Linked DNA regions of Homo sapiens: region 1 is linked to region 2. Evidence: chromatin contacts called from ENCODE Hi-C or POLR2A ChIA-PET data. All regions are on one chromosome and are shown on one strand. Each heading gives the region's core, a stretch centred on a gene start or an enhancer-like site at or near the end of the contact. The rest is flanking DNA. Distances are from core to core; before and after follow the strand shown.

What was found. A loop is a pair of places that touch in the nucleus more often than their neighbours do. ChIA-PET counts read pairs that join two places held with the same protein, here RNA polymerase II (POLR2A). Pooled maps may share reads with other maps.
Region 1: a pooled map shows a loop between it and region 2 (3-fold over the local background). The contact joins the promoter of STX6 here to the promoter of LHX4 in region 2. A Hi-C loop is called at or near these places in 2 of 50 pooled maps. POLR2A ChIA-PET finds 5 or more read pairs at or near these places in 3 of 52 experiments (H1, WTC11 and activated naive CD4-positive, alpha-beta T cell).

What each region holds. Positions count from the first base shown.
Region 1 is chr1:181,021,467-181,026,456 of GRCh38, forward strand. STX6 (syntaxin 6) reads right to left here and starts at 1,404. Exons shown (of 8, transcript NM_005819.6): 1 at 1,173-1,404. The coding sequence starts at 1,207. RefSeq lists an enhancer at 1,144-1,927 and silencers at 1,336-1,465, 1,586-1,685.
Region 2 is chr1:180,228,532-180,233,934 of GRCh38, forward strand. LHX4 (LIM homeobox 4) reads left to right here and starts at 1,733. Exons shown (of 6, transcript NM_033343.4): 1 at 1,733-2,074. The coding sequence starts at 1,999. RefSeq lists a silencer at 1,174-1,303.

The DNA.
Region 1 (4,990 bases), core at 154-2,653, 790 kb after region 2:
TAAAATACCATTTAAATTTTCTACAACACTTGACTATACAACGGCCAGCTTGCACCACTACAGAAATAGGAAGCTAGCAGCAACTAGTAAAAAGCAAGGGACATTCTGTGGTGATCAGTACTGACCTGGGAACTTTGCAGTTTTCAGATTTTTCATGTTTGACATTTAAAACAGAAAACTGACAAGTTTCTAATAAGAAACTAAAAGTTACATCAGAATTGATCTTCTTGCATGTGTTTAATGGCTACGAAGTGGATATTACAAAGTGCAGTTGAAGACTCTATCTCCAAAGAAACAATCGAGCAATCAAAGATGAGCTAGGATAGCTTGTAAGGGAACAGAAGGCAGTCCTTTCTATTCTGAAAGGCAGAAGAAATAGGAGAAACCTGTCAAACAACCTGGATGAAATCAAGGAGTTAACAAGCAACACTCATTTCCTTTAGCACTGTGAGAAAATTCCGGTTGCTAATAGAAAGCTGAGGAAAGTTTGGTTTGGCTTGTTTCATTTTGTTTTCCTTCCAAATCATCACTGAGTATGAACGACTGCTTTCCTCTCCTCACATTACTCAGTAAAAACTCCCCCATTGAATTGTCTTCCGGTGCCCTGCTCCCCAGCCTCCCAGAACGGCCCCCGCCCCCGCCTCCCTCCCAGCAAACGTGCTCAGACGCCTCTGGGCTTGTTGTGGTCTCGCCAGTCTGCGGACAAGCGCTCCAAACTCAATGGACAATGGAGCTCACCCCCGTCAACGCGAACTACAAAGCTCAGGAGGGCCATTTCCCTTTTCCTGCCCAGATGCTGTTTTCGCTCCTTCGAAGCAAGATCCCATGCTCGACTAGACGGCCAGTGTGCGCCAGGACCCGCGTGTCTCCTTCCCCACCTGCAGAGCTGCTGAGCCCCTCGGCCCCCAAATAAATTGTACCGCAGCACACAGGCCAAAAAGGGCCCCCCACCACCAGGGGCTTGGCTGGGGACAGTGGCTTCACGGTCCAGGTAGGGATGGAGGGAACGTCTCTTGACGCTTGGTCATGGCCCTCAAGACTAAGCCGTCTCCACTGTTCCCCCTCCCCAGCTCCAACTTGCCTCCCCTCCCCCCACTGCGAGAAGACCTAGGAGGTGCGGGCAGGCAGCACCGCCACCTCTTCCTCCGGTGGAGCGCTCGGCCGACACTCACCCTTTCACCACAAAGAAGGGGTCCTCCATGGACATGGCGTCCCGGCCCCGGCCGCCTTCACCTCCTCCGCGCACAGGGCGCCCGTGCCTCCCGGTCTCCCTCCGCCCACCCCGCCTGTTCCCGCAGCTGCCCGCGCCTTAGTCTGGGTGAAGCCGAGCAGCGGGCACGCGCACAGGCCAGGTGCACAGGACGGCCGCTGGTCCAGCACTCGCTCAGCACCACTGGCCGAATCCCGGACTCGGGCGCCGGCCCCCTCGGCAGCCTCCAGTCCCGGCTCCTCCCGAAGCGTCGGAGGGCCTGACCCCACCCCCGGGACCCTCGGCCGCGGCCAATCACGAACGCCGCCTGAAACACGACTTCCGCACCCCGCTCACGTGACCAGGGCATATATCTCTCTCTCTCTCTCTCTCTCCTCTCTCTCCTCTCTCTCCTCTCTCTCCTCTCTCTCCTCTCTCTCCTCTCTCTCCTCTCTCTCTCTCTCTCTCTCTCTCTCTCTCTCTCTCTCTCCCCCCCCCCCCAGTGGGCGGGGCTTACGCCTGCGTCCCTCGGCCCTGGAGGCGGAGCCCTCGGGGCGGTGGAGGTGGGCGGGCTTCTACAGCCCTCTCCTCAAGCTTGAGGGTGAGGAGTGGCTTGTTCCCTCAGAACTAGGCAGTCGGCTTTTCAGGATAAGCTGTAGTTGTACCTGATTTGCAAAATCCTCTTACCTTTCCTCTACTTTTAATACTTAATTTTGACAGTATGTAATTTATAAATCTATCTGGTCCTCGACTTAAAATGAAGCATAGTATCTGATTATAATGTTACACAGATCCTTTAAGTAGGTCTTGCTTTGTGTTGGACAGTGTGCTAAAGGTTGTGTATGCATCATCTCAGTATCCTTTGGGGGAAAGTATTATTCCCCCCTCCCCCTTTTTGGGGGGCAGGGTCTCTCTCTGTCACCCTGGCTGGAGTGTAGTGGCACAATCACAGCTCACTGCACCCTTGACCTCCTGGGCTCAAGCGATCCTCCGGCCTCAGCCTCCCGAGTAGCTGGGACTACAGGTGAGCGCCACCACGCCCGGCTAATTTTTAAATTTTTTATAGAGATGGGGCTCTCAGTATATTTCCTAGGCTGGCCTTGAACACCTGAGCTCACATGATCCTCCTGCCTCTGCCTCCCAAAGTGGTGGGATTATGGGCGTGAGCCACCACACCATCCATTTTTCTCATTTTGTAGATAAGAAAATAAGTTCAGAGAGGCTTGAAGACTTCCTGTAGTCACACAGCCTGGACAGGGCAGAACTGCAGATTCTGTGCACTTTCCACCAGATGGGGTGTACTTTCTGTTGCTGTACATTCTGCAAATAACCATGTAAAGTAATTTTTCATACAGCATATGGTGCTTCCCAGGAGAGCACACCTTCGAGGAATAAAGAAGGGGCCAGGTATGACAACTTCCTCTCACTGTGGTTCAAGAGCTATTCGAGAAAACATTTTGCCCAGAACCATTAACCAACTCATATGCTAGATATGCTATGAAATTTGTGGATGGGGATTGTGGACTTTGATTGCTGAAAATCATTGAGCACTTACTGTGTGTGTGTGTCAGGCAGGATGTTAAGTGTTATCTCAGTTGCTCTTACAATGTGATAATTACTGCTATCATGCCCATTTTATAAATGAGAAATCTGAGACTCGGAGGTTAAGTGACTTGCCCAAGGTCACCAGTCTGGAGCTGGCACAGTCCTTGGAGCAACACAAACCCCGTTTAAACCTTGGCTCTATCATTCAGTTCCTCATCTATAAAACATAAATAATAATAGCTAGTTCATGGGTTGTTGTGATGGTTAAATAAAAATGTGTGTAAACCTCAAGATCCCAAAGGACTAAGTTACTGAAGTCAGGAAAACCAGTAAGGACGCTGCTAAAGTCATGTGGCCTGAAGGGATGAGGTCCAGACCAGGATGACAGCGATTGAGAACAGAGAAGGAGTGAATCTGACAGATGTTTCAAAAGGAAAACAAGACTAAACACCTAGACATGATGAGGGGCTGAATGGGTTTCAGGAGGGGAGAGAAGAGAGGGGTGAAAGCCAAAATCCCTGGAGGAGCGAATGATGGAAGGCAGATGTGGGGAAAGGAAGCAGTGTCCAATACTAGTGATTGCTAATGTTTATTGGGAGAGAACTGTTTAATTTACTTAGCTGGGGAGGTGAAAACGTGTCATCGTTCATTCATTCAACAAGCACATGTAAATTGAGGGGTAGGTGAGCATGGTGTTGAAGACCATCCTTGGAGTCTGATTGCTTGAGTTCTGCTGCTTCCTGACTGTTGCATCTCAGGCAAGCCGCTTCATCTCTCACTATCCTCAACTGTGAAATAGACACCGTAATAACAGCTTCCTTATAGAGTGTCATGAGGTGATGTGTGAAAAGTGCTTAAAACAGTGCCTGACACATGTTGTGCTCCTACTGTGTGCTAAGCACTGAGACACAGGCATGAACAAGGCTTGGTTCTTGCCTTCAAGGAACTGTCAGACTGGTGGGAGAGACAGACTGGTGGGAGAGACACACAGTGAGAGAAGGGCACAGGTTGCCATAGAAACACAGCGACAAGATACCAGTATATTTGTGTGTTTTCGGGGCTGGGGCAGGGGGTTCCTAAGCAGTGACTAGAAGCAGCCAGGAGAAGGGGGCCATGTTGCTGGAGTAGAAGGAAAAGGATGGGGGCAGCAGGAGCTAAGCCTGGAGGTGGACAGGGTCAGATTATCAGGGCCCTTGTTTGTAATGTTCAGAATAGTGGACGCTTCCTATGGACAGTTCCCCATGGGGACTGAGGGAATTGACAGGGTCAGATTGGCATTTGAGACAGATGCTTCAGTGGCTAGGAGGTTATGGTCCAGAGGAGGGATGAGGGTATCCTGAGCTGGGCTTGTGACAACTAAGGTGGAGAAGAGTGATGCATTTGAGACATACTTTAGAGGCAAAGTTAGTATACTTGGTGACTGATTGGTTCAGGGTATGGGGGAATTGATGAAAGAAGAGGGAGGAAGGCTTCTGGGGTTGTAAATGGGTAGTGTTGGTTCCAACCATCAAGAAAGAGAACACAAGAGGAGGATTTGATTTAGGGTGAATGTAAATTAGCTGTTAGCATGTCATTTATCCCCACCAAACAGTAAACTCCTGGAGGGACAGGATACTATGTTAATGTTATTATCACCTAAGTGCCTGACACGGCCTCTTATTATCTGTTCCATGAATTTCTTAATTGGACCACATATGACAGGCCAGAGTTTTATAAGTAGTAATAGAAGATAGAGGACAGAGGCTTGGGTTCCCATAATTAGGGGATTAGAAAAAGCACCAACAATGGAGATAGTGGAGTGTCAAGATATAAAATGTGTGTATGTGTGTGTGTGTGTGTAGGTGTTCCTTTCTTTAATGTGTCACCCTCCTTTACCCTCTCTCAAACTAGACCTTGGCCTCCACTGCCCACAAGGAAAGGGAAGCTATGGCTAAAATGCAAGGAGAAACAAAGGAGGTTCTTTCTTTCTTTCTTTTTTTTTTTTTTCATTTAATAGGACCCACGTCCTGGCATAAACAATAGGTTGGGAAGAATACTCAGCAAAAACCCATCTCTTCCCACACCCCCACCCCTACCCCACCCCCAACCCAAAAGAATAATTTAAATTTCTCAGGGAATAAAAAATCAAAACAGTGGTTGTCTTGGGGGACAGAGTTTGACTGGGAAGGGAAACTTTCTTGGGTACTAGAAATGCTCTGTATCTTGACGGAGTGTGTGTTACATGAGAGTATCATTTGTCAGAATTCCTCAAACCGA
Region 2 (5,403 bases), core at 483-2,982:
TCCCCGTGTTTGCTTACTAGTTATATTTCTATAGAACACATTTTGGTAAACACTAAAAATGTCACTGGGTTCTTTTGCTTTTTTCTTCTTGTGTATATTGTCTCGCGCGCGGAGTCACCTCGCAGGTAAACAAGGGAAGAGATGATGCCAACCCAGTACCAGGACACACAAAAGTCACTGTGACCTCATTGGAGACAAATTCTAAGCAGCGCAGACGACCAGGCCATTCTCCCCCGCCCCATGCTCCTCCCTTAAAGGTGAGCAGGTGTCCCTTGTTTGGAGATGACACCAGGGGAAACAGCAGGGAAGGTTCTGGAAGGCTGGGGAGGGCACACAGTCCCCCTTCCCGCCTAAGCTGAACCCCACTAGGCTGGAAGGACACGTATGTCTGCATTTCTGGAAGGAAATGCCGTGGGGGCTGGGGGCAGGAGAGCGGCTGGGTCTTGGGGCAGACGGGGTGGGCTTCCCGCGCCTGCAGCCCGGAGGCGTCGAGCGCCTGATGGAGCGTCAGAGGAGACCTCGTCCCAGCGTTGGGCCTTCTGTTGTATTTCTGCCAGAAACTCGCGTTGAGGAGAATTTGTTTTAAGCGTTTCTCTACCTGTCCATGCATCTCGTAAATACAGTAAGCATGGCAAGCCCTTTCGCTGGTTAACCCCGGCGTCCGTGTGCTCACTGCCGCCCTGCACGCACGAGGTCGCGGATGGTTCAAAGCACCCGCGGTGGCAGCCGGAGAGGCAGAGCGGGCTCTAGGGACCTAAGACAGGGCCGAGCTGGACGACTGGTGGCAGGGCGGCCGGGGAGGCCCCGCCGCGGGGAGGTTTGGGCCCCCTACCCTGCGGAACTGGAGGCAAGTGCGGACTCCGGCTGCAGGCCGCGGTCTGCGGGGACGCGCGCGGGGGGCCTGCGTCCCGCCACCTCCGCGCACAGCCCCTGGTCCCCTTCCCCAGCCCGGGCCGGCGCCGCCCGCCGCGTGACTCGCGCGTTCCGGGCCGAGTACGGGCTGTCCCTTGGCCCAGCCTCAGCCAGACGCGGGGGAGAGAGAGCAGGGGCTGGGAAGTGCCGGCAGGAAAGGAATTGGCCAGGGGAAAGAGGAGGAGGAAGATAGATGGAGTCATCGGTTACGGAGCGCGCTCCGTCCGGCGGAGCGAAGCCGGGGACCGAGAGCGCGCAAGGCGAAGACACAGCGACGCAGCCCCGTCCCCGGCCTCCGGACCGCCTGCCCCGCTCGGCCCCGGCTCGGCTCCGCCCCGCCCCTGGGTCCGAACGGAGGAGTGAGGAGGACACGAGCCGCGCGGGCTTGGAACCCACGAAGACCCGCAAACCCAGGGCGCCGCCGTCTCCGACCACCTGCTGCCGCGGCAGGCCATCAGCAGAATTTATACCCAGGGCGCGAGCCCGCCACGGCTGGGCGGAGGCGGAGGCGGAGGCGGGGAGGGGGGGGGGGTGCCGGCTTGCGAGGCCCCGCCCCGCTCCCTGCCGCCCCGCCCCCCTCCGCCCCGCCGGCCTCACTCGGGGCGCCGGGACCCCCACTCCCTCCGGGGTCGGCTGCCCGCCGCCGGGTTGGGGGATGTGCCGAAGGGCGGGCCTCCCTGCGGAAAGCGACGTCACGGCCGCTCCTGCAGTGTGAATGAATCAAAACGCCCGGGTGACCGCGGCCTCCCGGGCGGCCGGCACGCGAAGGGTGGAGGGGGAGGGGGAAGGAGCGGGCGGGGGAGGGAAGAGGAAAAAAGCCAGAGCTGCAGCAACAGCGTCTCAACCTGGGATGTGCACCAACCCCGGAGAGCGAGATCAAAGGGACTGGAAACAGACTGGGGACTGGCGGGGGGAGGGGGCCGGCCAGCCTGTGGAGTCCTCCCTGAGAAGCGGAGGGCCCGGCTTCCACCGTGACTCCAGCGGCCTGCTTGGGGTTTTAATTATTATTTTGAAATTTCTGAATCGAGCTAGAGCGAGAGAGCGAGAGATCTCCGTAGACTGCGACTCGCTGGCTTTCGCTCCGAGATGATGCAGAGTGCGACTGTCCCCGCGGAAGGGGCTGTCAAGGGGCTCCCGGAGATGCTAGGTGTGCCGATGCAACGTAAGACACCCCCCTTTCTCGCTGATTTAATTCTAACAAGACAGCTAGCAGCCTCAGCCGCTGCGGGGCGGGCCGGACGCCGCTCAGGGGCCGGGAGGGGCTGGCGGCCGGGGCGCAGAGGCGGTCACAGGGCAGGGGCACCAGCCAGAGTGCGTTTGAGGGGGCCAGGCTCTTGGCTGTTTGGGGCCGAATGTGAACGCCTCCTGGATCATGCTTGAGGCGAGCCGAGTACCGAACCCCGCATCTCCAGCCCAAGGCTTTTCTTGGAACGCTGGGGAGAGTGCTGTTTGGGGACACCCAGGGGTACGAGCTGTAGGCCAGGCCTGAGGGCGAGGGTGGTCCCCACAAATCTTCTTTCGCCGGCGTGACGGTCAGCGCTTGCAGGACCGCTAGTGCAACTTCACCCCAGCTGGCGGGAAGTTGGAGAGCGCGTCTCTCGCCCCTGGGGCTGGCGGCGGAGAAGCCCCGGCCACACTCTTAGTCCCTGCGGCCCGCGCCCCGGGCGTGCGTGCCGGGTGAGTCCCCAGCCGCTACTGCCCGCGGCGCCCGCCGCGTGCGCCGCGGGAAACTGACTGCTCCTTGTGAGGGAATCTGCTCGCGCATTCCAGCTAGCCTAGGAATGCAGGGGAGGGAGAAGCGACCGCAAGTTGTGAATTCCGGGTTCAGCCTTTGCGCACGCGAGGGCAGGTGCTCAGGGTGGCTCGGGTTTGGAGGGGTAGAGACGGGGGTGTGTGGGAGCTTTGCTAGCCTGCCCGCCCGCTTTCTTCCCGCGCCCGAAATTAGCGAGACAGCCGGAGCTCGCGGCGTGTTTATCCCCAAGTCTCTCTCTGTGTGTATGGGTGTGCGCGCGCAGAGATTTTCCCGAAGGGAATCCGTCTCTGTGCTTCACTCCTGAGCGAGAGTCCCCGAGAGGGAATCTGTGCAGAGGCCAGAACAGGTGCCCAGTCGTCGCGCGCGCGCGCGCGCGCGCGCGACAAGCGCCGGGAGAGTCCTGCCCCTGTGGCTTGCACGCTCAGCAGGGCGCCCCGGGCACCCTGGAGAGACCAAGGAGTTCCTCGCTCCGCTTGCCAAGGGGTTGTACTTCCGCCTGCGACTTCTTTAGTGGTGCGGTAGCTACATCTTCGGGGTTTACTTTAAGTAAGGGCCGGCTCATCCAGGGATGGTGACTACCTACAAACTAGGGCGCACGAGCGCGCCCTCCTGCGCCTCGGGTTTCCATGGCAGGGTTTCTGTCCGGCGATCCTTCGGAGGGCAGGCGTACCGTAGGCTTCCCTGGGAAGTTTTTGAGAAGGGACTAGAAAAGAATAGCTTCATCCAAGCCTATTTAGATTGTTTCTTGGCTGTATTCTACAGTTATTCTTTGAGTGTTTTCGTGTCAACTGCCGGCAATCAGTTCCACGTCTGTGTTGAGCCTTGGGGAGTTTACCGCTAAGATGTTTTCATAGAAGGCATTGGAGATTCACTACGCCCCACACCCCGCACACAGGCAGGGACAGAGTGGGTTCTCAGCCCCTGCAAAGACGGAAACAGAAACCCTGCAAAGGTGCACCGAGTCCTTAAGCTGCTTGTAGCTCTGCGCGAGTGAGGAGACTGCATGAGTGGGGGAAGGGTGTGTGTGTGTTACTAGTGTCCTTGGTACCCAGTACGTCTGTGCTTTCATGGCTGTGGTCCGTAGGTGACCTGTCTGTTGGGACCCCAATGAAGGACGATGGTCTCTGCTCTGACGGCCTTTCTTGTGATGAGTGACACTCTGATTGTCTCACTTTTTGCCTTCCCTGTTCAGAGACAACTTTGATGTTCGACGTCAGGGAGTCGCTTTGCTAAAATGCCCAGAACTCACCTTCAGAGCTACAGTTTGCCAAGGCTGAGTCTAGGTTCACACTGTGGAAAACTTGAGGTGTACAAAGGAACTTCCACACCCACCCCCCCAGGGTGGCCCAGGGAGGCAATGTCTAATCTAGAGGGGGTGGTCAGTCCTCCCTTTGTCCGAGTTTCGTGACCTTGGTTGGAGGAGGCATCGGCCAAAATTGAGGGGCCCACTCCCTGAAGACTTCTGGATCCAGCTTTTATTTCCTCTTGGAATGTGAATGGATTGTAGCCTCCCTTGCAGCACATCTGGCCTCTGGCTGTTAGGCTGTTGGTGCTGGGACCGCGGGATAGGTCCCCATCACCCACATATACACAACTATTAGTTTTCTTGGGACTGGGCCCAGTGGCCTAAGAAGGGGGGAAGCTCGAGGGGTTGTGGGGCACACCCTTGGGCCTTCCGGGACAGTAGGCTCTTAAACCCTAGAGGAGGGGAGACAAAAGAAACGCTCTCCCACAGGGGTCCCTCCAGTCGCCAACTAGAAGGGTTTCCCTCTCAACACAGACATGTTTGCCTCTTCATCACATGGAGTCACCACGAATGGAGCACTTGGGGACGCAGGTCTAGGTGTCCCCAAGCTCGGTGCCTCTAGTGCCCTCCCCTCTAGGGGCATTTTAGAAGAAGTGATTTAAATCCAGCTTATTTCGGCGGCAGCTGGACTATTCCTTTGCTTATTTGGGGATGGGTGAGGGGCATACCCTTTAGGAAAACGTTTCCAAATGATGTAATAATTTCTCTCTCATCTCTGGTCTTGCTCCAGACTTGGCCTCTTCCTCGCCACTCTGTCCCGGCCTCCCGCCCCCGCAGGCTCCCGTGCGGACTTAGCAGTTCGCGCCGTAGCCCTCCTGGTTTTTTACCGCGCCTTGGTCGCGCGGCCCCCGGTGCGGGCCTCGTCGCTCCGACAGCCCTACAGCTGTCCCTACGGCCCGCACCGACAGCTCGTCCCCGCCACCTCCCTCCGGGCTGTAGGGACGTCGAGATCCGAATCCTCACAGCGCCTGACCCGGGGCCGTGTTGGGTACGGGTACGGCGAGAGCCTTCCGAGCCGCCTCCAAAACTCTCCCCGCGGACCTCAGCAGTCCCTCCACGCGTCGGGGCCCTGCTGGCCGGCCATGCCCTCTGAGGAGACGCGGAAAAGAGCGAGGCATATAGGAAGGTGGGGCGTTTTATCCGCCTCGGTTTTGACCCATCTGCCATGTAGTCTCCCCAGGCACCGAGGGAAAGGACGACGGAAGCCCGCCGCCCGGATCGCTGGCGGGAGAGAGGGCAGCCCGCACGGGAGAAGGAGGAGCCCCGCGGGGTCTCCGCTGGGGGTGGTAATTGGAATGCAGGCCTGGGGGTCTCTGTCCCCCTCCTTGTCTCCTAAAATGCTTCCGGCAAGCTCTGGCGAACCCCGAAGCTGTAGGAAAAAGGTATTTTATTTTGTGTTTGGTAGGGTCGGGGTAAAGGTTTTCCCTGGGAC